2 separate regions of the Mus musculus genome follow, and region 2 is linked to region 1. The links are chromatin loops, found by intact Hi-C in ENCODE. Cell type or tissue: left cerebral cortex. All regions are shown on one strand. Each heading gives the region's core, and the rest is flanking DNA. Links, peaks and the distances in the headings are about the cores only.

Region 1 (5,000 bases), core at 1-5,000:
GGAAGGTGGGGGTTGCACGGAAAGGGAGTTCTCTCAGAAAACTGGGCCCTAACACACTGTTGAGGGTGGATCCCCAGGCCCCCTCAGTGGAGGATCAACCCTCTCTCGCCATCCCTGTACCTCTGCAGCTCGTGCCCGCTGCCCAGCTGCCCTCTGAATCCACGTGCTCCGTGTATTTGCCTTAAATGTCTCTTACCATTTATGGACACCATGGCATTAGTAACTCTGCAGCGGAGATTTCTAGAACAGCACTTCAGACTTCACAGGCTTTGAGAGTGGGAGCTGAAACTGGCACAGTCTCAGAGGACAAATCTGTTCTCACAATCAGTTTAAAAATACTCACTTCCCCTCAGCCCAGCAACCCAGATGGTTTTTGTGAAACCCCCATAATGGGATGCATGCAGCCAGGAAAAAGAGAGGCTCTGCGGGGATGGGGATGGCTTAGTTAGTAAAAAAAATAAAGGAATAAAAGAGATAGAGAAACTGTGTTCAGATAAAGCATGAGGGATTTAACATACATCTATCTGTGTGCAATGCACGCAGAGAATACACAGATCACCACTGAACGCCACCCGTGTGATGTGTAAACACAGGACACCTCCGGGGCTACACATAAAGCCAGCTCCAGGGATTCGCAGGCACCTGATGCAGTCACCGCGTTACTACATGGAGTGACAAGTTGGCCTCTGCATCGTCCTGTTCTCTCCAGGTTTGGTCCTGTGCTAACACTGCCCTTTGCATTGAGTTTTTTTCTTTTTCAGAAGTAGCATCTTATTATGTAGACTCAGGGTGTCCTCCTGCCTCAGCTTCCCAAGTACTGGGATTCCATGATATCATCCTAACTATGCTAACTTTCTTTCTTTCTTTTTAAATTGTTTTTTTGAGACAGTGTCTCAGTATGTAGCCTGGCTGTCCTAAAACTGGTTCTGTAGATCAGGCTGGCTTTAAACTCACAGAGACCTCCTGGCCTCTGCCTCCCAAGTACTGGGATTAAAGGCGTGTGCTACCACACCTAACTTGACTTACTTTTATAAGAATTGTCTATCTAGAGGGCTAGAAAGATGGTTCAACAGTTAGAGCATGAGTGCCGTTTCCAGCATCCATACCAGCAGCTCCCAATTGTATGTGACTGCAGCTCTAGAGTATCCGTTATCTTCCTGTAGCCTCTGAGACCGCCTCAAGTCAACAGCCATAACAACACACAGACACGAGACACACACACACACACACACACACACACACACACACACACATACTTTAAAAAATAAAAATGAATTCTTTAAAAATAGTGCAGGGAGCGGGGCTGGAGAGATGGTTCAGTGGTTAGGAGCACTAACTGAGTTCAAAGCCCAGCAACCACATGGGTGGCTCACACCATCTGCAATGTGATCTGACGCACACTTTTGGTGTGTCTGAAGACAGCTACAGTGCACTTATATACAATAAATAAATAAATCTTTTTAAAAAATGTTTATTTTATTTAATTTTATTTATATGAGTACATTGTACATCTCTCCAGCCCCATAAATAAATCTTTAAAAAAAAAAAGTGCAGAGCGCCGACCTGTGATTAATTCTACAATTAATCCCTGACAGCTCTTACACACGACAATACTTTACCTCGTACTTCAATCCGTCAGCCCAAATGTAAGTGCCTTGTCCATGCATCAGTCCTTCTGAAAACATACCCTAGGAGAGAAATAATCGTGACCTCTCAGATGGGAGCCGTGGACAGTGGGGATCTAGACAGTGGCTCCCCTCCTAGACTGGAACCCCGCCCACCCGCCCGCCCCGCCCCTTTACCTGCAGGAATGTGCTGGCTGGCTGGCGGCAGCTGCCGCAGTGTGGTGCCCACTCTGAGCCTGCACCACACACACACACACAGTGAGCCATTCTGAGCCAAAAAAGATCCAAGGAGGAGTTTACAACTTCCCCAAAACCTAGACCTGATAACCACAGTCAGTCTCCTAAGGAAGTCACTGGAAAATCTCTGAACTACAGGCGAAAAGAATTCAAACCCTTTTGATTTTTCACTTCGAGCTTTCAAGATTTGGGGCTGAGAAGAAAGCTCAGTGGGAGAGACGCCTGACTAGCACGGACAAGGCCCATTTCCTACGCTGTAAAACCAAACACAACCATTAGACACGGCACATTTGTGAGCCTCGCACTTTGTTTTCTCTTATTGGAAATCATCATCGCGCATATGCACATAACTGTGTGCAGACAGATACACACATGTATAGCTATGTATGAGCATGTGGAGAACTTCAGCTCCAGGGGACCCAATACCCCCTTCTGGTCTCCATGGGCATCTGCACACACATGGAACACGGACATACACATAAGACCTAGAAATCTTTAAATTTTATTTTTTTACATAAGCACATGTTTCTGGTAATCATGAATGAATGAATGAATGAATGAATGAATATCTTAATTGTGGCCTACAAGTAAAGGGAAAACAACCCTTAAAAAAATCCAACAATTATGGAACAGTTGCATCTAGCAATTTTTGAGCATTACACAGGATCACTGTCAGGTAAGCCAGGGAGCTATCATTTCATGGCTGCCAAGCTTCATTTTATGATGGTCAGAAAGTTCTGGGCTGTCAGGGGTGACGGGATGTTTAAGACCACTAGACTGTCCACTTAAAAAGATTAACAAATGTTGTGTATGCTTCACAACACATCAAAAAATTTTTTTTTGGTTTTTTTTTTTGGTTTTTTTGAGACAGGGTTTCTCTGTGTAGCCCTGGCTGTCCTGGAACTCACTTTGTAGACCAAGCTGGCCTCGAACTCAGAAATCTGCCTGCCTCTGCCTCCCGAGTGCTGGGATTAAAGGCGTGTGCCACCACTGCCTGGCCACATCAAAAATTTTAAGACTTATCTTGTATTTTGGTGTGGGTTCTACAGTGATGAAAATCATATAATAATACATAATAAATTTATAACTGAAAACAATTCTAACTGCAATCTAGTGTTATGCGACTAATATATAAAATATTGATGTATCTATTTAAAGAGTGAGAAGAAACAGTGTTAGCTGAGAACGTTTATCACAAAACAATAGTGAAACTGAGATTTTGCCCTTTTTGGTTTGTTTGTTTTTATTCTTTGCAGTGGCAGGGATGGACTCAGGGATTTCTGCACGTTAGGCAAGTGATCTGCCATGGGGCCACACCCTCAGCCCCGAGACTCTGCTCATCATTCTTGGCCTGAGTTTCATCTCTGTTGCTATGCTGAAGCACTCTGACCAAAAGCAGTGATTTGGCTTACACTTCCAGCTCACAGTCCGTCACTGAGGGACACTGGGACAGTAACTCAAGCAGGCACTTGAGGCAGAAACCATGAAGGAACGCTGCTTGCTGTCTTTTCTTTATCTAGCTTTCTTGATCAGCATAGCACCACCCGCCTAGGGAATAGCACCACCTACAGTGGACTGGACCCTTCTATAGCAACAACACAATCCCCCACGTGTGTGCTTATAGGCCAAACTGATCTGAGTGATCCTTCAATTGAGACTCCCTTCTTAGGTAATATGTCGAGTTGACAGTTCAAACTAACTTAGGGCAGCCTCTGTGTTAAACCAGTAGACAGAATCAAATACCTATAGAATATATTTGGGGGAAAGAAGTCAGATTGTTACTGACATTGACTATGTAGCCAGGACTGAAACAGTTGCACGTGGACTAGACCTGCAGTTTTTTAAAAAGACCATCTCTCCCTAAAACATACAGTCTAATGACTATTTGCATATAATTTGTATTTCATTTACATGCCATTTGCATATCATTTGCTTTATATTCAGTACTGTAAGTTGTGTAGCAATGACAATGAATATGCAGGGTGTGCATACTGATGGTAGAACACTTGGATAACATTCTCAAGGCCCTGGATTCAATCCTCAGCACCACAAGAAAACAAATAACAACACAGTATATGGGAAGATGCCCACTAGGTTCTATTTCTTTAAGATATGTGTGTGTGTGTGTGTGTGTGATGTGTGATGTGAGTGCAGCCCTGGAAAAGGCAAGAAGAGGGCATCATACCCCCTGGATCTGGAGCCAAAGGCACTTGTGAAATGCCACTCTGGTGCTGTGAACCAAACACTGGTCCTCTTTCTTCTACAAGAGCAGCAAACCCTGGCGAGCCATCTCTCTAGCCCCAGTGATATGTGTAGGTTCTTTGCAAACCCTGAAGCATTTTGTGTGGAGGACTTAAGCATCCAAGTTTGGTATCTCATCTGTGGTGACTGTATTTACTTAGTGATGAATCTATGGCTTGACAATAGTTAAAAATCAGGAAAAGAAAGATTGAAATCTAAAATAAGCACTTCAGTTATACTGAGTTACACTTCACCTTAAGTAGATAGTTGGGGTTCAGGATAAAATCAGTGTGCAGTACTTCTAAAAGTCTTAGAGGAGCCCAGCTCTCGGGAGGCAGAGGCAGGCAGATTTCTGAGTTTGAGGCCAGCCTGTTCTACAGAGTGAGTTCCAGGACAGCCAGGGCTACACAGAGAAACCCTGTCTCAAAAAACAAAACAAAACAAAAAAGTTTTAGAGGAATCTGTGGCATTCGCTCAAGCCTTGGGAATGGAAGACTTTCAGTCTATTCCTTTCTTCCAGCCCTGTTGGCTCCAATAATTGTGACTTACGTGGTAGGTGTTTCCGCCTTGAAAGACAGCAAAGCCTTCTCCCTCATACAGTCCACGGACTTTCTCCCCTTCATAGCTACAAAGAAATAGCATTCAAACTCATGAAGGGTGTGGATGTTACAGTATACAGATTCCCATGGCATGTACACCTCTTAGTGTGATCTGAGGGGCTTGGTAGGTACAGAATTTCTGTCTGGGAAGAGGGTCAGAACTCAAATGCTAGCTGTGAGACACTAGGAATGCATTTAACACCCTGAACTATACATTTTGTTTTATTTCAATCTGTGTGTGTGTGGGTGTGTGGGGGTGTACACATACAAGTGATCTGGAATCATCTGCTCTTCCACC
Region 2 (12,854 bases), core at 3,890-8,889, 140 kb before region 1:
TATGAGCTGTTATGTCTAAAGTGGCTTGAGTCAGGGCTAACCACCAGGCAGCACTTCGAGCATCCACAAATGAGCTCACTGTAGCTTTTGCGGTTTTCACTTTTATAAGTGAAATGCCCAGCATACAGCTTTGAACTCTCGAGCCTGAGTCATTGCCCTGGTCCATCAGTCTTTAGATGTGTGTTCAATAAACCATCCCTGTCTGACTGAGATTGGCATTCCTGGGATTTGTGGGGCAACTCCTGGACCCCAATAATAGTGTCCTCCAGTGAGGAAATGGAGATGTACTTCAGTGGTAGGGTAGAACCCTTGCCTTGAATCCTCTAATAAAGAGCTAGGTGCATGGCTCCAAGGGAAAGAGCTTGCCTGGAATCCCCTGGTGAGGGTCCATTTAAGTCTCCTTTTTTCATTTTTGAGACATTTAACGGGTTCTTGCTTCTGGAGAGCCAAAGTTGGCTTCACACAAGAAATTCTCTCTCCTGGTAGGATTGCCGGCATTCACAGTCACACTCAGCCAACACTTGATCCTCTGGTTGCCCTACAGTGCCACCCTCTCTCACCCAAGAGTCCCCATGGTGGTCTCAAGGAAGCCTATGAACTTTGGGGGTGGGGAGGATGTCTCAAGAAAGGAAAGATGTTCTATATTCCTCACAACACAGAGTGGCCAGCCTTAAGAAGTGAGGAAATGACACACCTGTGACCTGCCTGCTGGAGTCAAAGCTCAAATAAACTAACAATAGCTTCGCAGCCACAGTCAGAGCCTGCCTGTGGTTCCTTTTTTTGGGCTCAGAGCCCAGCAGGAAGTTGTGTCTCATCAGCAGCCCCCATCCCTTGTGGCAAGGGCTAAAGGTGACTTTAGGATAAAGGAAGTCCAAGGTGACTTCCTGTACCTCCCATGGCCCCACCTGTTTGTGTCCAAAGGTATTTATTATGGTAGTTCCTGCATCTGCTAACAGGCTGGTCCGGAATGTGTGGTTCTTTCTGTAATGGACTTTCAATGGACTTATTATTTAATAGCACAAGGAGGTGTGGCTATTTCTTCTTATTAAGAAAAAGGTGCTTTGCTTCGGTTTTCTCATCAGTGCAGGGGAAGGGCAGGGATAAAAACCTGAGCCTTGTAACCGGCTAGACATTAGCTTTACCTTTCAGCCAAGCCCCCAGCCTCGCCCTGGGGGATTCTAGGCAAGGGCTCTATCACAGAGCCCAGACCACAAGTGGGATTTCCTCCTCTCTGGTTATAACCTTTGTTTTTGAGACATAGCCTTTGTTTGTTTTTGAGACAGAGTCTCACTACATAGCTCTGGTATGTCCACCTGTCTCTGCCTCCCAAGTACTGGGATTGAAGGTTGGAACTGCCACACCAAGTTGGGTTGGAACCTTTTGGATTCCCCACACAAGTCTGTAATTCTCAGGATGCTCCAATACCTGAGTGTCCCAGGAGCCTTGCAAACATGTCTCCTGCGTTATGTCGTCACTCGACAGAAGAAACTCTCCAAGGTTGGAGCTGCGCCCATTTTCTAGATGCAGGGACTAGGGAATCATCTCAGAGAGTGACGTCTTTTAGGTCATTGTCTGACATACAGGGAGGACTCCTGGGGAGGCTGACCTTCTACCAGTGACATCACTTGAGCTTTGAGCCCTCTGGCTGTCTCCCTACACTGTTTCTGCCTGGGGCAGGGGCAAGGATCATCTCTGCCCAACCTGGGGAAGGGTTAGAGCTCCGTGCACCCAGGCAGGCTGGTTGAGACTTTGAGGATAGACTGGGCAAAGGTGACTGGAACACCAGAAGCTAAACTTAGCCAGATTCACATCTCATTTATTCCCATTTGCTGTCCACGAAGGTGTCAGGCGACAAATGGCATGGCATAGTTGCAACCCGCAGATCTTGCTCACTGTTCCCAAATCCCTTTAAGAATGACCTTTCCAGACAGGCGTGGTGGCGCACGCCTTTAATCCCAGCACTTGGGAGGCAGAGGCAGGTGGATTTCTGAGTTCGAGGCCAGCCTGGTCTACAGAGTGAGTTCCAGGACAACCAGGGCTATACAGAGAAACCCTGTCTCGAGAGGAGAAAAAAAAAAAAAAAGAATGACCTTTCCTGGGCTGGGAAGAAAGGCCAGTGGATAATGATAATAATAATAATAATAATAATAATAATGCATAAGCATTCCGACCTGAGTTCGGATTCCCAGTACCCAGGTGTGGCAGTGCACTTCAGCACCAGGAGACAGAAACAGGAAGATCCAGGGGCTTTCTGGCCAGGCAGTCTAAGACTAATTAGTAAGCTCAGGGTCCCACTGAGAGACCCTGTGTCAAAACCTAAGGTTAAGGAAGGGCTGGAGAGAGGTGGCTGCAGTTAAGAGGACTTGCTGCTCTAGTAAAGGACTGAGGTTTGGTTACCAGCACGCACAGAACAGGCCACACCCTTCAGTAGCTATAGTTCCAGGGGATGAAGGGTATGGTGGTTTGAACAGTGATAGGTTATTTCTCCACCACTGGTGAAATGAGCCATTTCAAGCCAAATTAGATTATACTAAAGGCAGGTTTACTGGGAAGCTTCTCTCAGATGAATTCACTGGCCCCAAGGATTGAAGCCAGAGGAGTCGCCATGGAGAGAGGTGGAGAAGGGGAAGAGAAAGAAAAAGGAACATGCACAGAGAGAAGGGGAGGAGGAGAGGAGGAAGAGGAGGAAGGGGAAGAGGAGGAGGGAGAAGTGGAGAATGAGGAGGAGGAGGACAAGGAAGAGGAGGAGAGAGCAGGAGAGACCAAAATGTCTGGGTTATATAGGGAAGAGCCTCTGGGGGAAGGGCAGCCCAGCTCCTGGGCTGGAAGGTTCAGGGTTGGGGCAGGGTATGCCAGGTAGGGACTGAGGGATGCTGGGAGGACCTGGAGACCAGGTCTGCTTTGATATGTAAAATACGCACCTCACTGCAAAACCAAACAAACAGGTTTGGTCTCCATAGATTCACCTGTTTGAATGCCTGGCCAATGGGTAGTGGCACAATTAGGAGGTGCCACTAAAAGATTAGTGGCCTTTTTGGAGTAGGTGTGGTTTTGTTGGAGGAAGTGTGTCATTGTGGGGGCGGGCTTTAAGGCCTCCTACACTCAAGCTCTGCCCATCTTAGAACAGTTTCCTCCGTGCTGCCTGCAGGCTGCCAGGCCTCCTGCCGTGATGATAATGGACTGAACCTCTGAACTGTAAGCCAGCCCTAACTAAATGTTTGCCTTTATAAGAGTTGCTGTGGTCACAGTGTCTCTTCCTAGCCATGGAAACCCTAACTAAGACAAAGGGCATCAGGCATGCATGGTATACACATATATACATGCAGGCTTTAAAATGGCTAAAAATACATTTAAATGTTAAACACACAGTTAAAATCTTCAAATACATTTAAACACTTATGCACACATTAAAAAAAACTTAGATAAACAGCAATTGAGGAAGACTCTCAACAACTACCTCTGGCTCTTGTTCACACACACATGTAACACACAGGCACACACTTGTGACATTCCTCTACTGCAACAGTTGAAAAATGGAAAATGTAAACTGAACTCGGTGGCCCACACCTGTCATCATCCCAGCACTCAGGAGGTGGGAACAGGAAGATTGCAAAGTTCAAGGCTAGCCTTGGCTACAAATTCAAAGTTAGCGTAGGCTACAGAGGGCCCTCAAACAAAACCTCATAACACAGAAAAGAAGACTCATGTAGATATGACACATGACCAGACAAGGAAGGACTATGTCAACAAGAGAAAATGCCTTACCATGTTAAGTAGAATGCAGCATGAGCCCATACGCATATGCATATTCATGTCCAGATCATGCATATTCATGAGGACTGGAAGGCACTTCTCAAAGCAGTGTTTGGTTTGGTTTGGTTCTTTTCCTAAACAGTAGGACTATGGATGCTTCTGTTCTATTTTCTCTTTATTTTTTTCATTCTTTTATTAATGAACCTGGATCATTGTATAGGTCAAAAGGAAGGTTTCTATACAGGCAGGTGTGTGTACGTGAGTGGAAGTGTGTTGGTTTTTGGGTTTTTTTTTTTTTTTTTTTGGTTTTTCGAGACAGGGTTTCTCTGTATAGCCCTGGCTGTCCTGAAACTCACTTTGTAGACCAGGCTGGCCTCGAACTCAGAAATCCGCCTGCCTCTGCCTCCTGAGTGCTGGGATCAAAGGCGTGCGCCACCACCGCCTGGTGGAAGTGTATTTTATGACCTTTTTTTTTTTTTTTGTGGGAATAGCTAGGTTTATTACTAATGTACCATTGATAGATGTAAGACCCAATGTCCCCTGCCTCAACAGGGAATTTGGAAAAACATTAACAAACAGAGCATCTGTTAGATATGCTAGGGAGTCAGAAATCCTGCGACAGAAATCTCTGCTTTGGTACCCAGGAGAGAGTGTGAGACTCTTCAAGGCTTCCAACACTTTGGGAAGCCCAGGATCATTTTGAGAGGACCCCTTGGAGTTCTTCTGACTGGTGGTCCCTCTTGATGTACAGCGGGGACAGCACATTCTCCAACTCTTGTAGCCCTTAGAAAACTGCTTGCACCTCGTCTCATTTTGACGCTGCTTAAAGAACCAGTATCTGATGACTCCCTTTGGTCAGTTTGAGTTTCTCAGCCAAGGCCTGCAGAGTTCCCTCCTTAGGGTTTGAGTCTGTCTCCGAGTGCTTTCTTAGCTTCTGGAACTGCTCAGAGGTGAACTCAGAGAACTTCTATTCATGCAGGACAGATTCTGAGTTGTCTTCATCTCAGTTTCTTCCATCATGGCCGCAGCTCACTTGAGTTCCCTCTTTCAGTTTTCCCTATTTTATTTTTAATTAAGTGTGTGTGTATGTGTGTGTGTGTGTGTGTGTGTGTGTGTGTGTGTGTGTGTGTGTGTGCACATGAGTGCAGATACCCATCAAATCCAGAAGAGGGCGTCAGGTCCCCAGGAGCTTTAGGCTCTTGAGAGCTGCCTGGCATGGGTGCTGAGAACTGAACAGGGGTCCTCTGCAAAAGCAAGACATGCCCTTTCCTGAGAAAAGAACCTCTCTAGCCCCATCATTTTGTTTTGAAGCTGGTTGACTTTACAGAGGAGATTTGTTTTTCATTGTCCCCTCCCCCTGCAAGAACAGAGGCTCTGTCACCAACATGCTGTCAGGACTAGGAAGCTCAGATTCTTAAAAGTATGCTTTTGATCACAAAAACCAATCCAGATGGCACCAAAGCAGTATTATTCATTTTTGCCATCTCTATTCATGGCCAAGCCAGGCCATGTTTTCTTTCACGTCTTGGCCCCAATTGCCTGATTATTCACTGCTGTTCACAAGAACTCACTTGCTAGATCTGCTGCCTGTTGGGAAGTGTTAAAAAAAAAATAAAGTGCCATTTTTAGAGAGATAATTGAATCGGCCGAGGGAGGCAGGGGTGTTTTATTTTTGGTGGGCATGGTTAGCTGCATTCCACTGAAACTCTTAGTTTCGATTCTTGAAGGATTGTTAGCATTTGCTCATCACTCAGTCTCATCGTTTCAATCCTGTTTCTGAGCAAGGGAGAGATAGATGCCCAGAAGAGAGGTTCTATGTGCCCTATTATTTTTTTTTTAAAGATTTATTTATTATTATATGTAAGTACACTGTAGCTGTCTTCAGACACACCAGAAGAGGGAGTCAGATCTTGTTATGGATGGTTGTGAGCCACCATGTGGTTGCTGGGATTTGAACTCTGGACCTTCAGAAGAGCAGTCGGGTGCTCTTACCCACTGAGCCATCTCACCAGCCCCCCTATGTGCCCTATTTTTATTCGAGTCTCTGTGGGTAGGTCTAAGCCTGTCTCAAGGAATCGGCAGCTACCACAGGGGTGGCTTCTTTGGAGATCAGGAATCTAGGTGATTTCAGTGGCACACACTTGAAATTCCAGAAGCTTGGAGGCTGAAGGGAGAGGATTTCCCATTCAAGAGCAAGCCAGCTTGAGCTATACTCCCATCTGAAAAAAATGAAACGGAAACAAGCAAACAAAGACACCATAGAGCACCCACCTAGCATGAACGACACCTTTCATTTGATCACCAACACCATGAAAGAGAAAGTGAATGAAAGAGGAAGGGATGGAGGAAGAAAGCAAGTGGGCAGGAGCGGATGGAGGGAAGAAAGGAAGAAGTGAGGAAGGAGGGAGGAGAGGGAGGAGGATGGAGGGAGAGAGAAGGGAAGGAGGGAAGGAAGGGAGAAAGGGGGCAGGAAGAGAAGGAAGGAGAGAGGAGGATGAGAAGGGAAAGGAAGGAAAAACAGGAGGACAGAGGGACGAGGAGGAGGGAGGAAGAGGGAGGAGGAGGGAGGAGGAGGAGGGAGGGGGAGGTAGGAAGAAGGGAAAGAGAAGGGAAGAAAGAAGGAAAAGAGGAGGTAGGGGAGGAGGGAGAATAAATCTACATAATTCTGTAGTACCTAACAAGTCAGGGACAACAGCTGGAGGGTGGGGGTGGGGAAATCTAGGTCTCCAGAGCTAATTAGCCAGCTTGCTCACACCCATAGAGCAGGCAGCAGCTCTTTCATAGCAGAAGAGTCAGGGACAGAGTTTGTTATTTTTCTCTGTATCGATTATAATTATCAGTGAATTGCTGAAGAGATGAGATGCTTGGGCAATGTGTCACTTGGCTTGAAGCCTCCTAATAAGATCCAACAGAATCTTAGAAAACATGAGGGCTCTGAGCAAACACGTTGTTGTTGTTGTTGTTGTTGTTGTTGTTGTTATATCATTTGAACCTCTTTTGTTTAAGACAAGATCATTTTTTTCAAAATTGTGTGAGTGTGTGCATGTCTGTCTGTATGTGTGTCGGGGGTGTGGGTGTAGGTGTGCATATGTGTATCTGTGCACGTGTATATGTGTGGGTGTGTGTATGTGTGTCTGTATGCCTGCACACATACATGCATGCCCTGTAGGCCCTGTTTGCATCTCACCCTTCACCTTGTTGAGGAAGGGTCTTTCTTGCCATTTCAGCAGCTCTGTATACTGCAGACTAGGGTATTCATAAGCTTCCAGGTGATTCTGTCTCCACCTAGCATCTCTCCATAGGAATGCTAGGGTGACACAGATGTGTGCATTTAGTTTTAACTTTCTTTTATTATTATTTTTGTTGTTGTTGTTGTTAATTTGGTTTTGATGCAAGTTCTGGAGACCAAACTCAGGCTTTCAAAAAACTTTTCACCCTCTCCGTTTGAATGGGAATGGCCTCATAGGGTCATACATTTGCAAGCTCAGTTTCCATTTGAGAACTGTTTGGGAAGGGTTAGGAGGTGCGACCTTGTTTAAGCAGGTGTTTGAGGTTTCCAAAGCACTGAGCAGGCAGTGATTCTCTGACTGCTGCCTACAGATGAGGATGGTCATGTAGCTGCACATGTATGTGTGGTGCATGTCCATGTGTTTTTATGTGTGCAGTGACCAGAGGTTAGCCTTGGGTGTTATCCTTTGAGAGTTACCTTGTTTTTTTATTTTTATTTATTTATTTTTATTTTTTATTTTTCCTTTGTTTGTTTGTTTGCTTGTTTGTTTTGAGACAGTTTTACTGTTAGTTTTGTCTGGCCTTGAATTCATATTATAGCCCAGGCTGGCTTTAACTCATACCAACTTTCTTTTTATTCCGGCCTCCCATGTGCTGGGATTATAGGCATGTGTCACCACACCCAGTCATAAAAATATGTCTGAGACAACCTCAATGGCTTTCTTCTGTTCTTCCTTTTGCTCTTCTTCCCTCTTTTCCTCCTCCTCCCTCTCCTCCTCCTCTCCTCTCCTCCTCCTTCTCCTCCTCTTCCTCCTCTTCCCCTTCTCCTTCTCTTTTTCCTCCTTCTCTTCCTCCTCCCACCTCCATCCCCCTTCTTCTTTTGTGGATAATGTTAGAAATTGAACCTAGGGCTTCACCCAGGCTTGGCAAGTGCTCAGTCACTGACTTACAGTCCTGGCCCTCACCTTGTTTTTTGAGATAAGGTCTCTCAGTAGCCTGGCACTCTTGAAATTGGCTAAACTGGCTGACCAGTGAGTTCCCGGGGATCCCTATGTCTGTACCTCCCAGGCCATGACAGGCATGCACCACCACACCCAGGTCTTTTTACAGGAGATCTAGGAATCAAACTCAGTGCCTAGCACTTATAAGGCTAGCGCTTTCCCAACTGAGCTCTCTCTCCAGTTCCAAACATACATTTTAACAATGGAAACTAGGCTATACAAAAAAGTCCCACGACTCCTAACTCTTGGCCACAAAATCTGCTTCTAGGAAGCACCTCTAGAAAACTTAAAAACACAGCATTGGTGGGCAAGATGACTCGGTTGGCAATCAAGCCCAACAATCCGAGTTCAGTCCCTAGGACTCACATGGTAGGAGAGAACCGATTTCCAAAAGTCATCCTCTAACCTACACACACACACACACACACACACACACACACACACACACAATCAATTAATCCGTCAATCAATAAGCAAATAAATGTTATTTTAATAGTAAGAAAACAGCAACATCAAACCCTGGTGCATCAGTATGAGTCAGTCCTCAGAAACCATTGACTCCAAAGTCTTCACTGGCTGTTTTCCAGTTGCTTTGTTTTGTGGCAGTGTTTCACTTGTATCACTCAGACTGGCTTAGAATTTACCATGTAGTCCAGACTGGCCTTGAACTTGCCATCTTCTTGTCTCAGCCTCACCAGAGTTAAAATTACAGCTATGTGCCATTGCAACCTGCCAAAGCCTTAACTTTATAGATGAGAAAACTATATTGAATCCACACTCTGTTATGAGAAAGCCAGTTCTTTTGACCTGGCCTTGAAAGTTGGCTACAGCTGCTTAACTTATCCTCTTGGTGATGATAATAATAATAATAATAATAATAATAATAATAATAACTAATTTAGGGGGAGAGTTATATGGAACGGTTTTTGCTGGGTCAGGAGCAGTTGCCGCATGTTCGAATGGACTGGCAAATGGCAAGAGGCACTACATAGATAAATTAAATCCAAAGTAATAAGCAATATAAAGCATACAGAGTGTAGCTGATTAAGTCATAATTTCAGCCACAATCTATCAGGGATGTCCTCTATACAAAGAGAAAGCAGAAGCTCCATCCAACAAACAGTCATCTGGGATTCTGGCTTGGAAAACTGTTAGGAAGGCTGGGGTACACATAGTAGGCAATGATCATTTTTTTCTGCCTATCCAATAACATCACAGAAGCCTGATGATGATATTTCCCTGCACCTTTGCAGCTAAGACTTATTTTCCTTGCCTTCCTTGAGCTAGGGACCATTTCTCTGTCTCCCTTGCAGCTAGGGACCATTTCTCTGCCTCCCTTGCAGCTAGAGACCATTTCTCTGGCTCTCTTTCAGCTAGGGATGATCTTTCCTACCTCCCTCACAGCTTGGATTTTGCTATGTGGCAACCTGAAGCTGAGAGAAAGAAAAGTGAGTGCCAGGCATGTCCAGATTGAAAGAGGTTGGCTAGGACTCCATCCAGTGCCTAGAGAGAAACAATTAGCCAGTCTGCCATTTGCTTCAGTGGCAGTGGCTTTGTTGAACTAATTTTTATGTGCTTTGAGATCTGCTTCTTTCTGAGTAGACTCTGAGCCAGATTCTCCAGCTCTTTTTGAGATATATTACCCAGTACTCTTTAACACATTCTTCTTTTGCTCAAACCAGTTAAAATTAGTTCTGTGGTTACAACTAAGAATTTAGACTGATTCACCAGACTACTTGATGTCAGTTAGTCTTAAGTTCAGCTGTGAAGATTTGGAACACCCTCCACCCCCATCCCTGCCAAATAAGACTGTCTTAAATAAGAAAGTCTATCTTTTCTCACTTAAAAACCTCGATGAGCAGTTTTGGGTAGGCTGGCAGCACAAAGACCTCAGGTGTCTTTTCTGGATGCCTGTTCTGCCATCCCTTAGGTGTGACATTGTCCCCATGGTCCAAGATGACAACTTGAACTCCAGTCATCATGTTCACACTTTAAGGCTTGTCTTGATTTGTCTTGTTATAAATGTATCAGGCTGTGGTAGCACACACTTATAATACCAGCACTTGGGAAGCTAAGGCAGGAAGATTGAAAGTGTGAGACCAACTTCTACATAGTGAGATGGTAAAAATTATCATTTTTTTTGAGTGAAGGATTCACTGTAGCCCAGACTGACATAAAATGTGCAGCAATATTCCTACTTCAGCTGAAATTACAGATGCTTGGCTGAGCCTTGAAGACCATTCTGTTTCAATCTTCCAAGTGCTGGGATTTACGAGTGTGTGCCATTATGGGCAGCTGACAGCTATCTTTCCGTACATGCATTGCTGTGTGTATGTGTGCACATGCCTATGCCTGAGCACATGAAAACCAAAGGTCAAAGTTAGGTGTCTTCCACAATTGCCCTCTACCTTATTTTTATGTTAGAGATTTATTTCATGAAGTTGGAGAGATGTTTCAGCAGTCATGTGATCTTCTGGGTTCAAACTCCAGCACCCATGTGGTGGCTTACAGCCATCTGTAACTGCCAGAAGACATCAGATCCCTGGAGTTAGAGTGCAGGTAGTTGTGAGCCACCCAATGTGGGTGCTGTGCTTTGAACTTAGATCCTCTGCAAGAGCAATATGTACTTTTAGCCAGTGGATCATCTGTCATATGCACAACATTCAGCTATTAGGTGGGTACTGAAGATTCAAATTTAGGCCTTCATCATATCTGTGGGAACTTGCTTTGTGGAGCAGGCTAGCCTAGAACTTAGATACCTGCCTGCCTCTCCAGTGCTAGGATTAACCATGTATGCTAGCATGCCTGGCCAAATCCTTTCTTCCTTTAATTGCCCTTCTCAGGTATTTTGTCACAGCAATGAATACATTGGCAAGTAGACTCATTTAATTCAGAGCAAAGATTTTGACATCTTAGACCCTGGTTGGAGTATAGAGCCCCAGACATTTACAAAAGTCAAGCCAAAGACATTACTAATGGATTGAATTGAAGTAATGAAGACATCACTAACTGAAGGCTGCTGTCCTAGTTTTCTGTATGCATGAATGAATTCACTTATGAGCTCAAAACTAAGTGGACTGTTAAAGGGTGGAACGTTGTTGGAAGAAGTAAGTCATTAGATGGGAATGCCTTTAAAAGATTCTCCTCCTTCCTTCCACCCTTCTTTTCTTTCTTTCTTTCTTTCTTTCTTTCTTTCTTTCTTTCTTTCTTTCCTTCTTTCTTTCTTTCCTTCTTTCTTACTTTCTTCCTTTCTTCCTTCCTTCCTTCCTTTCTTTCTTTTTCTTTCTTTCTTTCTTTCTTTCTTTCTTTCTTCCTTCCTTCCTTTTTTTTTTTTTTTTTTAAAAAACCTTATATTTATATGAGTACACTGTAGCTGTCTTCACATACACCAGAAGAGGGCATCAGATCTCATTACAGATGGTTGTGAGCCACCATGTGGTTGCTGGGAATTGAACTCAGGACCTCGGGACAAACAGTCAGTGCTTTTTTTTTTGTTTTGTTTTTTGTTTTTTGTTTTTTTTTCGAGACAGGGTTTCTCTGTGTAGCCTTGGCTGTCCTGGAACTCACACTATAGACCAGGCTGACCTCGAACTCAGAAATATGCCTGCCTCTGCTTCCCAAGTGCTGGGAACAGTCAGTGCTCTTAACTGCTGAGCCATCTCTCCAGCCCCATACTTCTTTTCTTGAGACTCCCACTCATATGTCCCAGGATAGCCTCAAATTTGTTATGTAGCCAAGGATAACCTTGAAGTTTTGACCTTCCTATCTTTGCATCTCAGTGCTGGGATTGTAGAAGTGAACTAACACTCTACTCCTGGATAGATGGTGCTGAGGACTGAACTCAGGTCCTAATCCTCTTAGGTCATAGCTGCCTTCCTCTTTCAAAGCAACCAGGTCCATCCCCTTTCCACCCATTACTCTTTCCACTCTCAGACAGAGCTCATAAGCAAATGTGCTGTAACCTTGTGGCCCTGCCCTGTTCCCCACTGCCCAGAGCCAAGATAACTTTGTATTGTCAGCATCTGCCTGACCTGTAGTATGCAGACTAGGTCACACATTCATACATACTGCTCCCTTCTCAAAAATAAACAACAATTAAAAACAAAACAAAACCAAAAAACCGATAAGAATCACAAACAAATCCCTTTGTTTTCTGGGACTAGAGGCTCTCTCTCTTTCCAAGACCCCACCACAGCCTGGATAAGGTTCAGGGATTGAGAGCACTGGCTGCTTTTCCAGAAGACCAGGGTTCAATGCCCAGGACCCACATGGCAGCTCACTACTGTCTGTAATTCCTAATCCAGGGGATCTGACACCCTCACACAGACAGACATCCATGCAGTCAAGACACCAATGTACACAAATGAAATTAAAAAAAAAAAAAGACCCCACCACTTTCCCTACAATATATTATAACTCTCCAAATATTGTGGGAACCAATGGGTCTGTCTCTTCCTTTGGGGGACCCCATAGCATTATCTATGACACAATGCCTAATCTCTTGGCTCTGAAAGAAATTGAAGACTCTTTCCAGTTAGGCCTCTATGATAGTTGTGTCTTCTAATGAAGCCCCTCCTTGGACCTAAAAGCTTGTTCTCTCACTTTAGGGCCTCATCATCATGGTGACCTATGGCCATGATTCTAGATTAATAACTCTCTATAATGATAATTAGTTTTACTTGTCAGCTTGGCATAATATATAATCGCCTGAGAAGAAATTCTAAATGACAGAGTTTCTAGAGATTAGGATAGCTTGAAGTAGTTGGTGTGTGTGTGTGTGTGTGTGTGTGTGTGTGTGTGTGTGTGTGTGTATGTGTATTATCTTGATTATGTTGAAGTGGGAAGACCTGCCCACTGTGGGTGGTTCCATTC

The links. Peaks named below come from ENCODE experiments on the same cell type or tissue, not always from the same donor. Only the 100,000 strongest peaks of a DNase experiment are listed, where the experiment ranks them.
Region 2: a loop joins it to region 1, with 4 times the contacts of the local background. A loop is called at or near these places in 4 of 42 quality-filtered maps.

The regions. Positions count from the first base shown.
Region 1 is chr5:143,938,648-143,943,647 of GRCm38, reverse strand. It overlaps a transcript of Pms2 not described here. Among named protein-coding and RNA genes, the nearest start is that of Pms2, 31 kb to the right of the region's middle. In left cerebral cortex, for the core only: a CTCF peak has its summit at 2,296 (motif pointing left); DNase peaks (open chromatin) are centred at 302 and 1,955; H3K27ac peaks cover 1,420 bases.
Region 2 is chr5:144,074,671-144,087,524 of GRCm38, reverse strand. No RefSeq gene overlaps it. Among named protein-coding and RNA genes, the nearest start is that of Lmtk2, 19 kb to the left of the region's middle. In left cerebral cortex, for the core only: no CTCF peak of the experiment used is centred there; DNase peaks (open chromatin) are centred at 5,324 and 5,856; H3K27ac peaks cover 2,261 bases.